Linked DNA regions of Homo sapiens: region 1 is linked to region 2. A link is a contact called in ENCODE Hi-C or POLR2A ChIA-PET data. All regions are on one chromosome and are shown on one strand. The core of a region is the stretch at or near the end of the contact, and the rest is flanking DNA. Distances in the headings are between cores, read along the strand shown.

Region 1 (3,669 bases), core at 1,039-3,538, 210 kb after region 2:
ATAACACCTTATGTTGCAAAGATAATTAAAATCTTCAAAGCACTTTCACATGTTTTACCTAATTGAACTCTTGCCACAACCTTGCCAGGAGGCAGAGAGGGTTGTGATAAATATAAAAACTGATGCTCAGGAGGTCATATGTGTTTTAAAATCACACACGGACCTGTTCACTCTGCTCAAGTGCCGTCGAGGGAACCACAGCATTGTCCTGTTCATTTGCTATTTTTCCAGGAGTAGCACTTCCCTCAAAGTAAGGAAATAGCTCTAGGTATTGGGTTCCAGAATAGGAGAGCCCTACCGGAAAACCGTGTTCCGCTGCAGCACAAAGGACTATTTTTAGATGTTTTCCTTTTGCTAATTGTCTCTCCCTCTGTGGGGAATTTCTATGGGTAGAATCCCAGATGAGCCAATTTTCTCACTAATTCTCAAAGAGACAGGAAAGATGAAGACCATGGCTCAGGTTGCCCTGGGGCTGCATAACTTCTTCGGTGATGTCACTGCAGTGGTTTTAGGAAGATCTTCAAGGACCTTGGAGCTTAAAGAGCTTGTGATACCACTGAACAACAGGACTAAGAGGCGACTAGAAAGAAAGGCCTGGGCATATCTTCTTGAATCTTGGAATCACCCCAAATGACCTTTCCTGGAGCTTCAGCTTTGAAAGGAGCTAAGAGGGTGTGAACCCAGGTGGTGGCTGTAAACTCAAGCGGCCCTCCAGATGTTCTGGTTTTTCTTCCATCACCTCTGAGAGAAAAAAGGAAGAGACTTCTTCCAGGCAACTTCAAACATCATTTCAAGTGTTAGGGAGCCAGTGGAACCGCGAATGTTTAGCCTATATAAGAGAAAGAGAACAGGTGTGATGCAAACCATTTTTACTCCCTTGCAGGGAAGAGCTAACCAGTTAGTGCTAGGCAGCCTTGAGACAATGGATGGAACAAAGGTGAGGTCAGTTGTTGGCTCAACCTCAGGGAAAACCTAACAGTTTTCGTGCAATGAATTACCTAGGGAGCTGCTGAGTTCACTGTCACCTGGATTATTCAAGCAGAAATTCACTGGTATGAACACTGGCATTCATCGGAAAGTGAAAATGATTCACAACCCTACAGGTGGGGTCTAAATAATAATAATTGCAAACACTATTTTAGCACTTACTTTAAAACAAGTGTTTTCTTAACTCTCAGGGGGTGTGTGAGACAGATGCTATCTTTAACTTTCTTTTAAAGATGAGAAAATTGAGGGACAGAGCGGTTAAGTAATTTGTTCAAGGTCACACACCTAGTAGGAATTTGAACTTAACGCTGCTTGTCTCTAGTGTCTGTGCTCTTAATCACTTGTATTGCTAAGTGTCCCCTAAAGTCCCCTCTTGCCCTGAGATTCCACATAGGGTTACGTCCTGTCACTTCGACAGCATTCTTCCCATGCTTACTCATTGCACTTCCAAAAGGGCATTGTTGGCATCAGGAAAAGAAAAAAAAAAAGAGTCAAGGGGGCTGCTGGGAAAAAAAAATCGAGATCTTTAAACTCATGGAGAAGCTGTTTGGTCATCGGGGCGGGCTGGCAGAGGCAAAGCCTGCCAGAATACTGGCGCCAAAGCGAAGCGCTCTTTTGTCTTCAGATTTCTCGCCTCACCTGCCTCCTCTCCCTCTGTCCCTTCTAGCTCCACTTCCCACTGCACCTATGCTAAGCTTTTCTAGGAGCCTGAAAGGCACGGGGACAAACAAGCACGCCGCTGCCAATCCTCTATCTCACACCCTCTTCCCCACCCAGATTGACGGGGAGACGCCCAGGGTGGTAAGTGACTTACCCAAGGACACAGAGCCCCGACCAGAAAATCCAGGTGTCCAGACTCCCACATCGGCACTCTGTCCACGCCTACGCACACCTGACTTCTCATAGCCGGCACCCAGGAGCTTTCTTTATTCCACGTCCCCGCCTCCCTACCCCACCCCCTAGTTCCCTAGAGTCGCTTCTGACGCTCTGCAGCCTCCGGGGTCCAGCCCTCCCTGCGGGTGCTTCCCTTCCGCCGGATTCCCACACCGGAGTCGCCCTTGGCCGCGCGCAGCCCGCGGGACCGCTGCCTTCCGGGCTGGAAGCCGCGCAGCCCTCTCAGCGCCTCAAGCCCGGGACGGCTGGGACACCGAGGTAGTCGGGCTCCCAGGGCACAGGGTCCGGCACCGAGGGCAGGAGCAGGGGAGGTGCCAAGGACCCCGGTCCAGAAGGCACCTGTAAGGAAGCACCGACCCGCAGTGACGTCCTCCGCGTCGTCCTCAGACCAGCCACCGCCTCCGGAAGGTCTCAAGGGGCCGTGCTCGAGCCCACCGAGGGGTGGCAGCGCCTCGGGCTCTCGGAGGGCTGCCCCCGGCGGACCGGCACTTCCGCGTCCCGGCCCGCCCCCTGCCGGCGCCCGGGCTCCCTCCGGCTCCATGTGCAAACTCCCCTCCACCTGGGCGCGCGCGATGGACTCGGGACCCGGCTTCCGAAGACAGGCCGCCTGTTGGTTGGACTACTAGCGCAGGTGGGCGGGGAGTTGACCAACCCCACACACGCGCTTCTCCATGAAGATTCTTGAGCTTTCTCTGAAGAAAGGAGTGCATATGCTGCAGTGTCTCTGTGGAAGGAGCCTGAGGTCCAGCGACAGCCCAAGTGGTGAGAAAATGTTCTTTCCCCAGCCCCCAAACACTGCAGAATGCCCCCTTCCCTTCTTCCGGGGCCCTCTCCGCCGCCCTCCTCTGCTTCATTCAGCGCTGCCTGTGGCGGAGGGAAGGCGTTTCCCGACTGGGGCGAGGTCAGGGCCCCTCCGCTGGTTCTGTCTGTGGGTATTTTTTCTTTTAAATCCCTGAAGTCATCGACGCTTTGTAGGGAGAGCGCGTTGGCTTTCGCCGGGCGCGCCTGGGCTGAAACCTGCGGGTCTCTCTCCAAGCGGCGCTGGCCGTGACCTGCGTTCGCACCTTCTCGCGGCCCTCTCTGCGATTTGCGAGGGCGGCGCGCGACTTGGAGTTGTTCAGTGTCTCCGAAAAGTTGCTCGTGCGTTCCACAGGAGAGGGGACTTTTAAACAGATGGCTGGCAAGGCAGGTATATTTTCTTTTTCTTGCTTTGTCTGAAAAGTAGACATCTGGCGGTGGTTAGGGGTACGTTTCCCCTGGAGATTTAGCGATTTCTGTCCTTGGTGCTGAAGTAGGAGGGTCCCAGTTAGCCTTGGGCTTCAACCGGGTGCCCTGGGAAAGACTACACGGAGGAAAAGAAAGAAAATCAGAACCTTTGAATGAACTGAGATATTGAGAAAGGCCATTAAAAATTGAATGAAAAAAACCCCACCAAACTAATATCAAATAAGTGTGATTCTTTTATGCTGAAGTCTTGCAAAATGGTGTGCTGTTTCACCACGTTTCCTCCATTGTCTATCTCTAATTGTTTATAAAGTTCTTTAAAAGGTTTGTATAAGTTATCTTTAAAGTGGTGTGTCTATTAATCTTGCAAGGGCTAATTCAGTTTCTGTGTCTTGATTTTCCTTTTACAAACTGGGAGTGGGGTGTGGGAAGAGAACAATGACACCCTAATACATCTAGACAAGTGTCTTTTTGCCAAGAAATATACGTTTTTGGTCCATGAATTCCAAATAATTTTACTTTTCAAAAATTTAACAACATTATACAAGATTTCGTGTTTAAAAC
Region 2 (3,333 bases), core at 114-2,613:
AGGTTGTGGCCTCTGCAATCCGATACTCCTAAATGCTGAATGGATCCAGGCGTTGCTGACCCACAGCAGTTCATTAGTGGGAGTCCTCCACTAATAATGTCCATGTCTGGCTGAACCATCCGTGGTTAATATTTGTAATCATGGCCCTCAGGCATTGGAAAAATCAAAGGATGCCCTCTGAATCACCAGAAAAAGATTAAATTAGATACAACTCCAGGTTTCTTGTTGGGAGTACATTTTATTATATTTCAATGTTTTGAAAATTGGGACTAGAAGCCTACTGTGGAAGGATCTTTCATGAAGTAGAGTATGTGACTAATCTGCACATCTCCTTCCTTAACCATTTCAGATAACAGAGTTTTCTGGACTTCTGGAGAATAAGATTATTATTCTCAAGGAGAGATGATCACCTCAGGAAAATCTGGACTATTGAAAAAAAAAGGTAGTAAATACAACACAATTTTTCCTGTTAAACATTTTGCATATAAACGAAATACAGTGTGGGCTTTAGAAATATTTTGATATGAAAGTAGCACTTCAAGAGATTTGTGGTTTTGCATCTTCCTCTAGAGCTCTGTACAAGAAAAATACTCTATCCCTGCAACTTCACAAAAATGATTAGGTATTGCTTTTGGAAGTACTTATTATCAATAAGACGCCTCCCCACCTTTGGGGACTTCTTGCAGGTTGTTGGAAAAAAGCTAAAAAGAGCACCTCAAAATATCCTCAGTGGCTTTTTTGAAGAACTTTAGAAGCCTTGGAGCCTGCTCATGGAACAGTTTTGAGGTGGAGGCAGGCAGGAAAACACTGAGTTTGAGTAACAAAGAAGCGAGAGAATATTAACCTTTGACAGCTCCATAACTACTCTCACCCCACTCTCGAAAAACAAAACAAAACACATACAGGAATATAACAAGCAATGTGAAGTCAGTGGGGAGAGGAGAGGGAAGCAGACAGCTGGAAAGTTACTGCAGCAAGTAGAAAGAGAAACCCAAATTGTGAACATTAAAAACGATTCGTAAATCTCTCCTCCCTGCCTTCTGAATAAAACCATACCCTGCCTGGAGACACTAGCCTCCTCTAAGACTTCAGTAATTCGTCCTGATGCACGCAGTACTAGTCCAATCCATTTTCTAGTTTGCAGAGGAAAATCCGGTCCGGCGTTTATTTTTAGCAGCGCTTCCCTGTGACCGAATGCTACAGCTCCTCAGCTGGGATAACTGAGGACCGTATTGGGGAGGGAGGCGAAGGGGGCGGGGGAGCGGGAGGCGGTGAAAAGGGGAGGGGGGACGCCCTGCGCATGCGTGCCAGCGCCCATGCAAATCTGCTGTGCATCCAGAGAGCAAAGTGGGATGATCTGTCACTACACCTGCAGCACCACGCTCGGAGGACAGCTCCTGCCTGCAGCTTCCAGACCCAGGTAAAAAAAAAAAAAAAAAAATCTGAGCGGGCACTGTGCATGCATTTCAGTATCAGATGCGCGTCGCAACGTATCCCCTGTAGAGGCAATCTGCTGCTGCTCCTAAGTGTCCTTTGGTGGCTGATTGCAGCTTCAAGGTTTAAGAAATCCCATCTTTCAGGAAGCCTGAGGGGAAGGAAGGAAGTACGGGCGAAATCATCAGATTGGCTTCCCAGATTTGGGAATCTGAAGCGGGCCCACATCTTCCGGCCAACTTCCATTGAACTTCCCAGCACTCGAAAGGGACCGAAATGGAGAGCAAAGGTATGTGGTTGTCCCTATCGGGGGACTTCCCGCTGCATGTGCGTGTGGCCAAGGCAATCCTCGGCGAGGGGACTGCAGTGCTTGGGGAGCGAGCATCATACTAGGTCGATAGAGGAGGAGATGCTATGTCCATTGCAGCACTGGGGAAGTGTGGCAGGAAGGCGACTTCTTTTTAACTCCCACAGCTTGGAAGACAGTGTTTAATACTCCATCAGTTGCGTAGTGAACTGTGATGAGTTTTTTGGGGGGAGGTGGGGAGAGTCCCCCCAAAATGGAGGAGGAGGAGGAGGTATGTGTTAGTAAAGCAATATCTTTTCTGTATAATGGATGGACTCAAATAAATCTATTTCATTTGCTTTAGAATTGCTGACAGGCACGTTTGTACCTGATATCCAATAATGCATTGCTAAAAAAAAAATGTTTGAATTTCACCACCCCCACCTCATGAAGATGGTATTTCTGGGTGTGTATGACCACATCCTACTGCATTTTGAATATATATCAGCAGAGAAATTGGGTCTATTTGGAACAGCATGCGTTAGAACTGACCTCTAAGAAGAACAGTGTATGGGAGTACTGCTTGGCTTCCAAGCATAATGCATTTACTAGTTCTGGACATGTACATATTAATGTTCTCCTCATAAGCAAATCTGCATAATGTATGCATGCCAACTGATAAATGAACTGTAAAAATCAACTTCTGAATGGCATATTGAACACACATAAACACAACGACTATTCTAACCACAAGATTAGATATCTTTTGGATTTAACCCCATCTATGCAGGTCTGTTTCTCCTTCTCCTTAAAACGCCCACCAGGTTGTGAGAGCCTTGAGTGATATGGTGGTCAGATATCCAGGAGGCATACTGGATGTATTTAATTCTGGCGAAATCAGAAGAAATGATGTCAACTTTTATGAAACTATATTCATTACCCAGAACTCGGGAAGCTATATTTGAAACAAGATTTTATTTTTAAACCAGGAATGTCAGTCACTGTGGTAATGTACTTAGGATCAGGGAATGGTGGTGAGTTACCTATTTCTGGGCTGATTAATGAAACTGGAGTGTTGAATGATAGCAGTTCTATGTTCAATAAAGTGTTTTAAGTATTTAATTGGTAGATTTAAAGTATTTGAACCTAGGCAAGCATTTATAGTATAAAAAGAGCTGAATCAACATGGATTAAGACTAGCAGGCAATTTTCAGTTCAGGCAGATTATTCTTATGATACATTGATGGGCATCTCCACGTCTGACAATGATGTACACATATGAGAGAATCCATGTCTATAAGTATATTTGAGGCATATATTATTAACTCTATTATACTCCATTTTAAAATAAAAAGGCAGTCCTTAACATATAAAGGTTTGTAATATTCTAGCTGACTAAGTATTTCTGGGACATAAGGTTAACAACAGAAAAAGAATATCATTTTACTATGAAACAGTTTTTCTTGCTTAGATGACACCTGGTATTTGGTCACTAAATTTAGTTATTTGACAAAGGTTCTTGGTAACAGTTTTGCCTCCAATGTGTATACTAATTCCTGTTCAATCATAAAAAGAGGCTATATCTCTCGGCAGTAATCTTTTATTTTCCTTCG

The links. Hi-C counts contacts between places; a loop is a spot of excess contacts on that map. ChIA-PET counts read pairs that join two places held with the same protein, here RNA polymerase II (POLR2A). Pooled maps may share reads with other maps.
Region 1: a map of endothelial cell of umbilical vein shows a loop between it and region 2 (14-fold over the local background). The contact joins the promoter of FGF12-AS2 here to the promoter of FGF12 in region 2. A Hi-C loop is called at or near these places in 1 of 168 maps with a recorded cell type or tissue (endothelial cell of umbilical vein) and 2 of 50 pooled maps. POLR2A ChIA-PET finds 5 or more read pairs at or near these places in 2 of 52 experiments (H1 and Panc1).

Annotation. Positions count from the first base shown.
Region 1 is chr3:192,513,641-192,517,309 of GRCh38, reverse strand. It overlaps FGF12-AS2 (FGF12 antisense RNA 2), which reads right to left and starts at 2,288. Exons shown (of 2, transcript NR_046598.1): 1 at 1,802-2,288; 2 at 737-829. All of the region lies in intron 2 of FGF12 (fibroblast growth factor 12), which reads left to right. FGF12-AS3 (FGF12 antisense RNA 3) reads right to left here and starts at 479. Exons shown (of 2, transcript NR_185499.1): 1 at 299-479. RefSeq lists an enhancer at 726-1,925 and a silencer at 3,016-3,310.
Region 2 is chr3:192,725,571-192,728,903 of GRCh38, reverse strand. FGF12 (fibroblast growth factor 12) reads left to right here and starts at 1,363. Exons shown (of 6, transcript NM_004113.6): 1 at 1,363-1,420; 2 at 1,581-1,723. The coding sequence starts at 1,711. It overlaps LOC107986056 (a long non-coding RNA gene), which reads left to right. Exons shown (of 3, transcript XR_001740579.2): 3 at 350-1,181.